2 separate regions of the Homo sapiens genome follow, and region 2 is linked to region 1. Evidence: chromatin loops called from intact Hi-C (ENCODE). Cell type or tissue: PC-3. All regions are shown on one strand. Links, peaks and the distances in the headings refer to the core of each region. The heading gives the core; the rest is flanking DNA.

Evidence for each region. A loop is a pair of places that touch in the nucleus more often than their neighbours do. Peaks named below come from ENCODE experiments on the same cell type or tissue, not always from the same donor. Only the 100,000 strongest peaks of a DNase experiment are listed, where the experiment ranks them.
Region 2: it touches region 1 in a loop (2.3-fold over the local background); 2 of 110 quality-filtered maps call a loop at or near these places.

What each region holds. Positions count from the first base shown.
Region 1 is chr10:52,699,951-52,707,642 of GRCh38, forward strand. The region is part of intron 1 of LOC105378305 (a long non-coding RNA gene); the gene reads right to left. Among named protein-coding and RNA genes, the nearest start is that of MBL2, 69 kb to the right of the region's middle. In PC-3, for the core only: no CTCF peak of the experiment used is centred there; DNase peaks (open chromatin) are centred at 3,691 and 4,191; H3K4me3 peaks cover 1,630 bases; H3K27ac peaks cover 1,929 bases.
Region 2 is chr10:52,649,726-52,657,417 of GRCh38, forward strand. All of the region lies in intron 1 of LOC105378305 (a long non-coding RNA gene), which reads right to left. Among named protein-coding and RNA genes, the nearest start is that of MBL2, 120 kb to the right of the region's middle. In PC-3, for the core only: a CTCF peak has its summit at 4,037; no DNase peak of the experiment used is centred there.

The DNA of each region.
Region 1 (7,692 bases), core at 2,257-4,756:
TTTAGGTTACTTAAAATACATAATACCATATAAATATTATGTAAATAGTTGTTGTACTGTATTGCTTTTTTATTTGTATTATTTTATTGTTGTATTATTTCAAAAAATTGGTTGAGTCTGCAGATGCAGAACCCATGCAGATACAGAACACTGATTCTATTTTAGGTTGTGAAATATGACGTATTTTGTGATTATGAAGCAAGCTAATAACTCCCTCCCTTAGTGTCTATGAATGAAGTTACTATGATTGTTTCTAAGATAAACAAGTATCTGTTAGCTCAAGACAAACCCAGTTTATGCTTGATGTTGCAATGTAAAATAGCATCCATCATCATTGAAAGGGTCCTGGTTTTATGATAAATTGTATGACCATCCTATGTATATGTAATACACAATATAGTTACATATACACATATATATAATAATAATATTATGTATTAATATATATACTACCCTTAGTCTACATTTTTAAATAATGTATAAAGAATATTAAATAATATTGTATATTAAAAATTTGCTAAAAGAATAGATTTTAGGTGCTATTAACACATGCTCACACATATAAACCATAATACGTGACTGTGTTAGGTAATGGATATGTTAATATGCTTAACTATAGTAATCATTTCACTAGCTATATGTATATCAAAACATATTGTATGCCTTAAGTATATACAATAAAAATCATTCCTATAAAATTTACAATAATGATAAAGGGTGAAAAAAGAATATGAAAAACCAAGGTTCTAATTATCTCTAATATTCACTAGAAATATTAACTTTGAAAAAAGTTATTCAAAAAATCCAGATATACATCCTTTTAATACTATAGTGAGAAAGAAAAAATTTTAAGATTATGTTAATAAAGATGAATACTATATGACCTTATGTATTTTCCTAAGAATTTTCACTTACTAATTTTATATTTTGTTTATATTAGATTTCATTAAAGTATCTTCCAGTTTGAATAATGTATGTCAGTATAAATTTTCATAGTTCCCATATATCTCAATCAGGATTTTATGATATTACTACAACAGAAAAATGAAATTACAAATAAATTATTTTGACTGAATTATTTTCCTTCATTGAGCCAGGTAATCCTACCAATCCTACTATTTATTTGACATTATGAAGATTTAATCTCAGACCTCAGGACTTTAAAAAGGGTCAATAGCTGTGTGCAGTAATTATCATTAGGTGTGATTAAAATTTCTGGATTTAATAAACTGGTTTTCCACAGGAATTTTTGACTTGCATCATGTTTTTGGGCCAAACTAAAATGTATTGAAATATAGGATGAAACAAAGTAAATAAGATAAATTAATTTATCATCCTAAGTAAATACATGAATAAGTTTGTATACTTTTCCTTTAAAAATTCAGATCTTACATGAAAATTATACATTACTACAAACCAGATTTTGCCAACACATGGCTATTTCTTTACAATAATTTTTAAGGTCTTCTGGCTTTTTAAAATTTCATTTCCTTTTGAATATGAATTTGTTGAAAACTTGAAGTTTATTAATGGAGTCCTGTGTTCTAGACTTTGCTATCATGTATTGTTTTAATTTTAAAAATACGTGTTAGTTGCCAGGAATGTCGTATATGTAAGATAATCTATATTGAGATTTTTAACAATTACTTTGATTATCTGATCAATAGTATAGTTCATTCAGACTACACAATCTTTGTACAAAGATGTTGGTTTACTTGATTCATTCTCTTAATTGTTTTGACTCTGCATTTAGTCTATATAATCAGCCTGTTTCTGGCAGTCTATTCATTACAGTTGTGCTGGCATCCACTCTGACTGCCATACCCAGAACAACTGTGTGGCATTCCGCATGTATAACAAAAACAGCTGGAGTAAACACACTGACCTTCTCTTGACACCCCATGTAGGCGGTTTGTATACATAATCATGGCCACAGCCTGCTTGGCTTGTTCAAGGTCATATAACAAGTGTGGGTTTAGTTACAACTTGGAGCCCTTCAGTTTCTAGCCTGGGGTTGATCTTAAAAAAGCCAGTCCAAACTACTATTTTTTCCTTCATAAATGCTGTAAAAATAGTCTTAGTTTAATAAAGTACATACTTTTTATGAAAAAAAAGTTATACTAGTCTAAGGGTACTCCCTTTAATGAGTTGCTTTACAATTGGGATGTACATACTTTTAAGAGCTATTTTATTTTATTCTAGGCCAGAAGGCCCATCATGTTGGTGCATCTTCATTGACTATCAATTTTACTCCATTAGTTGGTGGAAAATAAGAAAAAACAAAAATAATATTTGAATAGTATGTAAAATCCATACACAGTTTTAAAAATATGAGCCTTCAAAAACATTAAATTTTGAGTGTCTGGTTTTAGGCTAAACAATCAGACACTTCAGGAGCAGAAGCTTCTTCTATTCTAGGTACCAATTATGGGTATTTTGGTGGAAAAGTTTGAGACTAGAAAATCTCAATGTCAGAGATTTTTTCCATCTTATTTAGCAAGTTATATACTTCTGCATGTTACATGTATTCTCTCAGAGAAAAGGTAGCCCTAAATAAAAATTGTTTTCTGTCTGTATTGAAACAAATCTCAACTGTCTTCTAATCTATTAAAAATAGCCTCTTTCAGTAATTAAAAAAGACGTATTTTATAATAAAATAGTTTTTAGTAAATAAAATATATGTATTTTATATTAAAATAGGCTTTTTCAGTAAATAAAAAAATATATATATAATTATATATGTGTATATAGCTTAATGACTAGCTATACTGTGTGGCTGTTTAGTTCAGTATTTTTAAAGCAGGAAACCAAAACAAGCAAACAAAGCTTATAGTCACATAGTTTTTTTTTTTTTTTTTAACTTCCAGAGGCTATGTCATATACTTATATAAAAGGATTCTGAACAAAGTAAATGCTCAGTAGCCTTTTGCAAATGGATACATTGTGGAATACAGGCTTGAGACCTGACTATTAAATCTTACAGACTGAATTAATTAAAGGCCCCTGAGTGGTATACTCTGGAATAGATTCAGTTTTTAAAAAGTAAAGCAGAATTTTGAGGGCTTCAGGTACAATTTTCATAATTGCCCTGGGTCTCAAGGCTGGTCTATTAGTTGGACCAGTCCAAGTTCACTTTATTTACTGGGGAATTTATTGATGTGTTTGTGAGAAATATACATTTCACTGTCATTTCTCAAAATACACAGGGGATTTTTTCCTTGAGCCTATAATACCAATAGATACAGATTTTTGAAACACTACTGCACCATTCCTCTAATGTATATTAGAGTGAGCTTCAGACATACTTGCATTTGTTTTCTGAGTAAAACTATTGGAATATAATATCCTCTCCCCAAACTACCCCCTGGCCCCCAAATAAACCAAATCTTCAGATAAAATTGGTAGCACTGAAATTGAGGATATCTAAAAACAGCAACCTGTAACCTTGGGAATTTTGAGTGATATAAATACAATGACTGAAAGCATTTTTTAACCACAGAATTTTTGCCTTTTATACTTAGACAGTTGCAAGGTTGTTGAGTTGCTCTCTTTGTGGTCCATACCAAAATGCTTATGTTTGGGAACTACACAATTCACATTTTATGACTTTTTTTTTTCCTTTTTCTCAAATGAATCACTATTTGTAACTAACTTGTAATTTCTGATTCAATTCCCAGCCAAACAGGCAAACACACTTTCTGAATAGTGATAGAAATTCTATACCTGTTTATTTACTATCTGTTTGTCAATGAGTCAGAAACCGACAATTTTTTATACATACCTTCTGGATTGATTTAGCATTCTGAAAAAATTTCCTGTCTGTCTTTCAAATGTAAGAAAACTGACTTCAGTATTTTCAGTCTTTCCCGTCTGATACAGAAACGATATTGTGTATTTCACAGAGAAAATAATGCCTTTTCTATCACATTAAATCTTTCTGACTTATCACAAAAACCTGGTTTTGGTTACATCATCCCTCAAACTTGCCTGTTTCTGGGGAAACATGCCTATTCTAATTAGCAGTAAATCAAAAGTTCTTTCTTTCTGATAGAACAAGACTGTGAAATAAATTGTGATTTGGTGCGCTGTATCAGCAAGCATCAGTGATTAGGAAGACGGGCTGACAAGGCCATTAAGACTGCCCCAAGGAAACTCCACCCATTTAAAGAGAGACTGGGGGTGGGGGACTCCATTTTCTGTGGTTTTACGGCTGATCACTGTTTCCTCATATGAAATTCACCATAATTGACAACCAGACTGGTAATACACAGGATGCGTTAGTCTAAATATTTGAAGGTGCTTTTTTTTTTTTTTTTGTAATCTAATGAAGCAGGACTTTTGGAATTGAATCAACAGGAACATGAGGTCATAGTTACAAGCAACAACTGAAAACATAAAAATAAATGGGAAAAGGCTATGCTCCTCTGGAGAAAAGAGGAATTTGATGTGGATTATTCTGTTAAATGCACACTTAGATTTAGCAAAAAGCTGTACAAATAATTAGCCTGAGTTACCTGGCTTGTCTGGCTATAGTTGCCAAAGTCATAAGTTGAACAATTCTCCAATTTACTTTATTTGTGTGGATAGCCCCCACATTATAATAGATCTTGAAAATAATTTTTTTGTGTGTGCAGCTCATCTAGGTAAACTCTGGTTAGTTATAAATCTAAATTAATTTTAAAATTATGAACAATAGTGATAATACATCAAGGACATAGAGGACAATATTGATAAATATAGAAACCACTAGTCTTTAGTAATTAAGAAGTGATTTGCAAGAAATCAGAGAACACATATTGTGTGTCTCATTGGACTCAGTGAACATATTAAGAATAAATGAGTGGACATCTGAGAAATATTTGGTAGACTAGTTGAAGTCTTTGCTCTCCTTCTTTCTCTTTCATCTCTTTATCAAACTCTAAGTACTTTCTGCTATGGACTATATGCACTCTCCTCTATAGTTTTCAGCACTGGTACATGTAAATTTAAACTGAAGTCATTAAAAATACTTTAGTCCAGGGCCTTAAAACAGCTAATACAAAGGCAGGGTGTGGTGGCTCACGCCTGTAATCCCAGAACTTTGGGAGGCCGAGGCGGGCAGATCACGAGGTCAGGAGATCAAGACCATCCTGGCTAACACGGTGAAACCCCGTCTCTACTAAAAAAATACAAAAAAATTAGCCGGGCGTGGTGGTGGGCACCTGTAGTCCCAGCTACTCAGGAGGCTGAGGCAGGAGAATGGCATGAACCCGGGAGGTGGAGCTTGCAGTGAGCTGAGATCACGCCACTGCACTCCAGCCTGGGTGACAGAGCGAGACTCCATCTCAAAGAAAAAAGAAAAAAAAAAATGGTTAATATTGCAAGAACCTTGTATTTCTTCACCATTGCCCTAGCCCCTGGAGCAGTGTGTAGCAGGACGTTGCAGAAACATCATAAACTCATTCATTTTAACAAAAATTTAGTAAAGACCTGCTATGTTCCAGGTACTGTTCTAGGCAATAGAGATAAAGCAATAAACAAAACAGATAAAATGTATGAATGAATCAATAGGTATATTACTAGAGTATTCAGTGGACAGGTTTGAGATAAACTCAATTCTTTCAGGGAATTTTCTTTTTTAATGTCTGAATTTTCACAACTACAAGCAAATGAATGCACATAAATGTATTCAGAACTTGTAGGTCTGCGGCATCACCTGCTAAAAGGAATACAAGGCCTGATAAAATAGAATCTAGATCCTATTATTGTTTCTAACGATATTGGTAGTGATGAGATATTAGACAAGGCATGGAATATGTCGTTATAAGGAAAACAGCACCTGGAGGCAAATGGTTTCAAACACGGCACTTCAAATTTACTCATCCCCTCTGTTACTTAGTTTTCTTGGGAATACAATGTTAAGTAATAATCACTGTTTCATTAGATTGGACTGAAGATTAAATAAGGCCAAAAATGAAAATTGAGTGAAGTTTTAAAAAGCACGTAATGCTTTTTTTTTTTTTTTTTTTTTGATACAGGGTCTCACTCTATTGCCCAGGCTGGAGTGCAGTGGCATGATCTTGGCTCACTGCAACCTCCTCCTCCCAAGTTCAAACGATTCTCCCACCTCAGCCTCCTGAGTAGCCGAGAGTACAGGTGCAGGCCACCACTCCTGGCTAATTTTTGTATTTTTAGTAGAGATAGGGTTTCACCACGTTGGCCAGGCTGGTCACGAACTCCTGGCCTCAAGTGATCCACCTGCATCAGCCTCCCAAAGAGTAGGGATTACAGGCGTCAGCCACCACGCAATGCATTTTAATTAATAGATATGGTTACATTAATTTTCCTTCTATTTCTCCTCAGCTTTGATTCCCTCATCTGTGAAACAATGAAGGTAGACTAGCATTTCTGCCACCTTTCTCACAGCCCACATTTTCAAAATATTCTAGGCCTATAAGCCTTGCTGATTATACTGGGATCCCTGACAAGGAACACTTACTGCATTTTAAATAAATATATATTCCAGAGAAACGTAATGACTTGTTGCAGTTTTCTTGGCTTTTATTTTCAGACCATAGAAATGATTCAGAACAATGATGTGATAATAGTCTGTGGTTTGCTACTCATAGTTCTGAGGTACATTTTTCTCAATCTGCTGCTTTAGTGGATACCATGCTTTTGTTTTTGCTTTTGTTTTTCTCTAAGCATATGAAATGCTCAAGCCTATTTTTCAGAAACCTTATTTATTTTTTTGAATGGATAGTTTCAGCTCATGGAATTTGTTAGTCCACCCCTCATTACATTGCTTCTGACTTTGAATGATGGAGGAAATAGCTTTGGGTGGGTAGCCAGCCAGTCTGACTAGGCCATTGGGCACAGGCTCCCTGGTCACTGGGATCACTAACGCCTAATGCTTCTCTAATTATAGACATGTCTCATTCCTGGCTATTTAACGGCCTCACCGCAGGGAGTGACTCCACATCCTGACTGGAAGCCTACCTTCATTAGCTTAAACTGTACATCATAACCCTCTAGTTTTGCAATAACCCAAGGGACCCTCCCTCCCAGGATGGTGGCACTGTGACAATGCTGGTATTTTAACATGGAGGCAGATGATAAGATTTATGACTTCCAGCTTTAAAATGAAAAAGGTAAAACTCTATATGATATTTTCAAAAGAAGTCGTCTATGCCGATAATGGAGAAGATGCAGGGAGTTTGTTCTGCCCATTTTCTTCTTAAAAGTGTCCTTTCCTTCCTAAGTTAAGCAAGGCCTATAGTAAGACTCTCAGTGCTACTGAAGTTGAATAAGAATGGAGACTTTAAAAACAAACGAGCCTGTAAAGAGACTTAATAACTGATTCAAGGTGTAATACCTACAAGTGAAAGAATTATCACTTAAATTAGAACGTTGATGTCCTTATTCATGCTTTGCTTTTCATAATACAATCATGGGTTGCCGCTTAAGGATGAGGATACATTCTGAGAAATGTGTTGTTAGGTGATGTTGTGCAAATGACATAGAGTATACTTACACAAACCTAGATGGTATAGCCTACTACACAGGTAGGCGATATGGTATAGCCTATTGCTTCTAGGCTAAAAACTGTATAGCATGTTACTATACTGAATGCTGCAGGCAATTGTAATACAATGCCTTGTATTTGTGTATTTAAATATAAATCAGAAAAGGTACAGTAAAATATGGTATTAC
Region 2 (7,692 bases), core at 2,737-5,236, 50 kb before region 1:
CATGAGTCCAAAAGCTAAACAAAATAGACATATTTATCAGACAAGGACTGATTTAGAAAGTGTTTTTGAAGATTAGCATGCAGAGGGAGACAAAGTTTAATGTTAAAAAGCATGCTCTGCAAGACTGAAATGTTATTTAAGAAATTAAGTTTGAAATTGTTTTAATTAGTATACATGTGGAAACAATAGAAATCCACCAACTAGAAAATATATCCATCCAATCCTGAATGTGCCCAGGCATTTTATGAATCATTTTATGTTAGAATTCCAAGAAAGAGAATATTATAACTCTTTAGTAACAGCAAATTTATCCTATAATTACTTTCTCTCTTTCTATTCCCTTGTTTATGTGCCCCTTATAATGTGAGCATCACTGGATATGATTGCAGAGTTTGAAGATACATCTTTTTCATACAGCATTTCCCCTATTTCTGGAGTAAAAATTGGTTATCAGACTAACTGAAAGATACTATATTTGGAGCTTTTCATAGAGTAAAAAATAAATTATTTTATGAGCAACTTAAAGAATTTTCAAGAATAACTTTTATAAATGCAGCGTTTGCCTTAAGTACTAATTTCAGAATCTAACTTTGACTGAAATGAGACTCTGCTAGATTAGTCAAAATCTGCCTCTTGACTATTTCTCTTCATTAGCTGTGAGTTTTTTAGCTTAGAGTCATTAAATCTCTTTTTCTCTTACACAGAAGTGAGAGGGACACCTGAAATCCTAGGCCTGGGAGGGGTGGAGGCCTTTAGCATCACGTAGCTTTGTACAGATTCAAAAAGCACTGGATGACTGTTGAGGGTTTTTGAATAAGCAGTTTAGGTGAGATGATATATTTTTAAGACACCAAACTGATTTTCTCCATTTTTTGTTACCTCGTAATCCTTAATCCAGAGACTCAAATGCCTGTAATTACTTGTAAGAAGATAGAGAATGAAGTCAATTTTCGGTCTGAAAAATTTGATTCAATTTTTTTTTTATCCAGAGCAAGATAATATCTACCAAGTCATGATTTTACTTTTTTTTTAAGAAAAATAGATTTTTTAAATCCTAAAGCTTCCTTTTTACATCAAGGATCGAACTTAGAATTTAAGGCTTAGAGCTTTGCTATGGTACTCTGTGAGGAAAGATAAAAGAGATGGTGTTTCCTTGGGATAGAAAATAGAAATAGAAAACTCTTCAACTTCTGAGATTAGAAAATGAGGGGCTGTAAAAACCAGGTGATTTAGGTGAGGATGAGCAAGCTGCCCAAGGTCCTTTGGGTGAGGTTTAGAGAGAAGAGGCATATGATAGCCTCTGAACTGGATTCTGTATTGTGCAAGGGGAAATCAGAGAACAGCGAAGCTTCTGCTCTGCTTCCTGCATCGTGCAACATGGCGCATAGTGCTGGATCAGTAACAGGCAGAGAAAGGGTCCAGATGTGTAGCCTTGGGACAGAAAACCCCTGGTCTACAGTCTGCACCTGATATGGAAAAGGCCCAGATATTCCAGCATGACCATGTGAGGGAAGAATTATGTGAGTCGAGAATGAAAAGACAGAATAACTAAATAAAATTAGGCATAACTGCCAAGGGGTTATCATGTGCTCGAGGTGTGGAGACCACTGCAAGGTCAACAGCCCCAAGAAAATGGCAATAAGTCTCAGAGAATCAAGGCTGCCAGAAAGAATCAAAGTTCAGAGCCTCACTAGCATGAGGAGTTTGCTGACTTTCATAGAAGCAGTCACTCAGCTCTGTCTACCCAGACAGCACAGACCTTAGCTTTAGAATCCACAGATACTACAGCAAACACATGCAGCAAGGAGAGAGAACAATGCCACGACCTCCCTTTTATTCATCAGTCAGAGTCAGCAGGGCTGGCAGAGGACAAATTGTGGATCATAGCTGTCTTTTACTTCTTCTCACGAGATTGCATGTCCCTAGATACCATCCTAAAAGCATTGAAGAGGTAAGAAATCCAAAATGATTGTTTACCCTTAAGAGTGTTTTGTCCGGGCACGGTGGCTCACGCCTGTAATCCCAGCACTTTGGGAGGCCGAGGTGGGCGAATCACGAGGTCAGGAATTCAAGACCAGCCTGGCCAACATGGTGAAACCCCATCTCTCCTAAAAATACAAAAAAAAAAAAATACTACCCAGGCATGGTGGTGCATGCCTGTAGTCCCAGCTACTCAGAAGGCTGAGGCAGGAGAATTGCTTGAACCTGGGAAGTGGAGGTTGCAGTGAGCTGAGATCGTGCCACTGCACTCCAGCCTGGGTGACACAGTTGAGACTCTGTCTCAAAAAAAAAAAAAGAGTGTTTTAACCTGAGAGCCTTTAAAACCACAAGAGACAGAGTTACTGTTCATCAGGTTTTAGGGTTGTTTGTTTGGGATTTTTTTTTTTTTAATCAGCATGATGGAGGGCAAAATAAGGTCAATTATAGAACATAACAAATTACTATTTTTGTACAACTTAATTGGCGTGTGTAAATGTTAACCTGGCTGTAGAAGTATCTGTATGCTGTTCAACCCCCTTCTTTCCTACCTTATACAAACTCTCTCATCAACACAATGTAGAATTTACTTTTTTCACTATCCCTACTGGTAGTAAAGATAATAATATGTACAGAAATTTAGCAGATATGAGTCAAATACAATCAAAATGTTTCTTGAAACATTAGGAGAAATAGGAAGTATTTACATATGAATCAGGCAAGAGTGAAAAAGAAAACCTTATTCTCAAAGAAAAACTGCCACTTTGGATGGTGGTCAACTGGCATGGTTTATTTTGACTACCATCCTCCATGTATTTAATGAATGAGGCAAGCCCGTTGGCTTGTTACAATAACAACTTGGCAGTTAGACATCCTCCTAAACAATGTGCCAGCTTGAGAGGATAATTGACAATGCCACACACTGTGATCATTTATAACCCTGGGGTGTTCTTCTGAGATTTATTTTTAGTTATTTGATGACACAATTTTCCTGATCCACAATATTTTGCTCTTTTCCCCCAACGTTCGTATCTGACCAAACCACAAAATGAATGCTCGATAAATCATCTCATATTCTTGCCACTTAAAAATCTTTTCTGCTTGTTTTCTTAAACTCTCCACTTGTTTGCTGCTCAGATGTACCTCTTATTTTAAGAAGCTAAAGAGGCAAATAGTTTTTAATTGCCCTGCAAATATTTACATCCTATACATCCTGTGATTACAGCAATTACACTTATCAGTTTTCCACCCCCTGCTAAAGTAACCGCAACATTATCATGAGGAAATCATGAAAAAAAAAAAAAAAAAAGCTGCAGCACACTCATTCCACTTTGAATATAATGGAAGAAGAAATGCCCATCCTTCACTAACTTGAACTACAAGATTATTTTCCACCCTCAGGAGGAACTGGTCTTTTCCCACCACTGATGGGCCACCACTGTTGCAGGATTTAAGTGTTACCTCGGAAATACCAAAAAGATAGTTCTATTACAATGTTGTATCCTATAAATACTCGAGTTATGCCTGTAATTGCCTTGAAATACATTGCCTGCTGTGCTTGCTTATGTCCAAGAGCAGGTTAGAAGGTCAGACTCAGACCTTTTGTAGCCTTGATAACTGGCTGTTACATGATTATGAAGTGAGTGGGAGAAGAAGCAATAGTTAATATTTGTGTTTCATTCACCAAAGAAATCCTTCTGGAACTCTTCATGGGATAATGATGAAATTCATTCGATTCATATTTGCATTTAAAGTATTAAGGTTTTTTCAAAAATAAAATATATAGCAAGGGCAGAAATTTTTGCTCGCAAATAGACCTTTCTAGTAATTTCAGTGTCAGATGTTGTATAGACTCTGTGCCTCAGACATTTAATGGCCTTTTCCCTGGACTCTTGCTCTTGGAATAGATTAGATTTAGAATCTGAAAATAGCAATGCCAATGCCAGGCTGGGTGGGGAGTACTGTGTGGTTCTGCCAAAGTACATGATGAGCTGTTCCCTAAGTAACTGGGTCATTTCTGAAATTCACGAGGGAAGAGGCACACTTGTGTTCTGTTTGCATGGAACAACAGTGACATCCAGTGCTAATACCGTTGATGTGAGCCTGAAATAATAACATCACATCGGCTGGTGTGGTGGCTTATGCCTGTAATCCCAGCACTTTGGGAGGCCAATTTGGGTAGATCACCTGAGGTCTGGAGTTCAAGACCAGCCTGGTCAACATGGTGAAATCCCGTCTCTACTAAAAAAATACAAAAATTAGCCAGGTGTGGTGGCAGGTGCCTGTAATCCCAGCTACTTGGGAAGCTGAGGCAGGAGAATCACTTGAACCTAGGAGGCAGAAGTTGCAGTGAGCCGAGATCACGCCATTGCACTCCATCCTGGGCAACAAGAGCAAAACTTTGTTGCAAAGAAAAAATATAATAATAATAATAATAATAATAATAATAATAATAATACCATCACATCATTTCTTGGTAAATGAACAAATACAATGACAAGGGAAATGTGGTTAAGGTTAGTGTCTTCACTAATAGCTGCTAATAACAGAGACAAATGCTATTTAAGGTTAGGGAGAGCATTTACCTAGCACATCCTAGCAGAAAGCAGTGTAGACTTCGTTTCATTTCCAGCCTCACTTCTGGGAAATACTGGCAGGGCACTTGGACCCTCAGCACCCTCTCAGTTTATCTCTTGGTACTCTCTCTTTAGTTTTGCTCCTGTAAGATAGTGGCAGGGCCCTTGAACTTTCAACACTCTCGGTTTATCTCTCAGTACTCTCTTAAGTTTATCTGTAAAATGGAAATAATGATGCCAGTTCACCATTTGACCACAGATGCTTCAAGCTCAGCATAAAGTCATTTGGAGTTGTCTTTTCTCCAGAGGGAAGATAAATATTCAGAGACATCATGAAAGCATGGACATATAGAGGAGCATTTGGACATACAGAGAAGTCCAAATTGCTTGTAATGTTATTGGGACTATTTAAGATTTTATTGCAGATTGTCTTCTTTCTGGAGAGAGTCATTTCTTTGTTCTCTATCATGATTGAGAAGGCCACCTGTGGTCTATCTAGTTCTTCACACAGTGTAGGTGCTTCTTACATTGCCTTGTGTTGGGGAAGACCCACCTTCTGAGCTATAATATAAATTGTTTGTCTATTTGCCTATTTGTTTGACTTTGGCAATAAATATCTCCTCAATAAACGATCCTCTAATCCATCTAGCATTTATTGAATAACTATTACAAGCAAGCATAGTGCTAGGCCCTGCTCATATATTATCTTTAATTTTTACATTATTCAACTAAGGTGGATTCTGCCTTCATTTTATAGGTAAGAAAAGTGCAACTTAGAGGCTCTCAATAATTTGCTCACACTTACAAAACTGGTAAGTGGGAATTGCAGGTTTGCCCTCAGACTTTCTAACACCACTGTGACCTTTGTTCAAAATGGAGTGCAGAATCCTGAGCCACTTGGGTAACATTTCAAGGACCCTTAGAGACTAATAGGTGGGCCTCTCTGTTGGTAAGAACTCTAGTTCACTGAGATTTTTCATTAATACTTTTGCATGTATGTAGCACACGAACTACATGTTTCCAACTGAATTTTAATCTCCTTTACACAACAACTGTAGTTTTATCTTTGTTACCAGGCTGAATATAATTTTGAATACTGTGTTGAGATCCTCCCTTTACATTTGTTTGAGATGGAAAGATGAACCAAACATGGGCCTGTACACAAGTTTTGATCGCTTTTTTTTTCCATTCAAATGCTTTAGGAAGACTGGTGGAATTACGTTTTTTAAGAAAGTGAAGTCATGTGGTAACTTTTATTTGGGTTCTATTCAATTTTGGGTTTTGTAGAAGACAGGGACCAAGTCTTTTGGGTCTTTGATGACCCGTAATACCTAGTTCAATAATTTAGACATCCTAGAGGATCAATAAAAGTTGAATTTGATGACATATTAGGTTTTATTCCGTGAACTTTAGCTAGTAGAGAAAGCACTTTCATTTCCCAGAGGCAGAGAGAAAAGTCTTGATTTATACAGTGCTTCCAGTTCCCATTTTCTCAGATGAATTAGGCTTTGAGCTCTGAAGAATTAACTAGTGTCTGTTTTCCCAGGAAGAGAAACCCAGTAGGAAAACACCTACACTTCAGTCTTAGGGAGGGATCCTGGAAGGACTCAAAGCACCCAATGGAGAAAGAAGGACCTTTGATGGGATCCGAGGCAGAACTGAATATATTTGTGAATATACAGTTTCAGCATAGCAAAAAATGACTTCATGGACCAGAATCTATCTTTTTCTTTCTCAGTAGTATGTGAGACAAAACACAGAAGATACAATTTGAGGCAAGAAAACCATCTTTATTTCTGCTAAACTATGTGAACTCTGAGGACAGGGAGTGTGGCTGTCTTGTTGACGACTGAGTCCAGTAACACAGATCTTAATACCAAGACTAGCATGCAATACTTAGTAAAATTGTTATAGTAGTTAATACGTGAATGAATAAATGAGAGGATAAGTGTTTTGTAGAGAATTGCTTGGAAATACTGGACAGGTCCAGGGTGGAGTTCAGAACAGGAAACATCCAGATAACTGTTCCCAAACACTGCCCAATGAGTAGCCACCAGTCACATGTGGCTATTGACATTTAATTAAATAAAATGAGAAATTTTGTTTCTCAGTCTCGCTAGCCAGATGTATTAGTGACTACCATAAAGTACAGTGCAAATATAGAACATTTCCATCAATACCGAAAGTTCTACTGGATAATGTTACTCTAGGGTACAAGGTTGAAAGAACAAAAGCCAAGCATATCTTAAAAGGTTTTTTTGGTTGTTGTTGTTTGTTTGTTTTTTATAGTATCCATCCCAGCTCACAAGTAAAAATATATTCGGGTTCCTAGGGTTTTAAGGAACTTCTGGAATAAATAATATGCTTTTGGCTGAAGAGCATCATGTATTGTATTTCATGACAGTAATACCTAAAACAAAACCTGTGTTGGGGGAAAAGCTGTAGGGTAGAAAGAAATCTTCAATACCTTCCCTGTTCAGTCCAGTTTCTAGTTATTGGCATAGATTCTAGGGATTCTTAATTATTCCTTTTGGGACTCTGAGGATTGAGAACAAATTTTTACATTAAAAAATAAAAAATAAACTTTTCTTTCATAACAAAAGTTGAAATTTAGAAAATAAAAAATAAATAAAAGTGTAAAAATTAAAATAGCCAATTATCTCCTGAAATAATCATGTTCTAGAATGTATTTATTCTGCCTTTTTTCTATGGACTTTTATTTATAGACATAATACATCATGAACCATTTACCATGTTATTGTTCTTGTACATTCTTAGCAACATGTTTTCCATAATGGTATTTTATTACATTAGGTAGATGTATTACAAATTACTTAACCATATCTTGTTATTAAACATTTAATTAATTGTTTTTCGTCTCATGACAATCTATACATCAAATGTTCTTGCACACAAAGTTTGCATACTTCCTTAAAATTATTTTGAAAGCTGGGAATTCTGGATCAAATTGCAAGCAAAATTTCAAGCCTTTCTCACACGCATTGCCAAATTTGCCCTCTACATTCATGCTTAAGCATGAGTTTGTCCATTGGATTTTTACTAGATGCGTGCTCTGCTAACAAAACCATACGTATAGGATTTGTACTTGACTGTTACTCTTGGGGTTCAACTTGTGGGA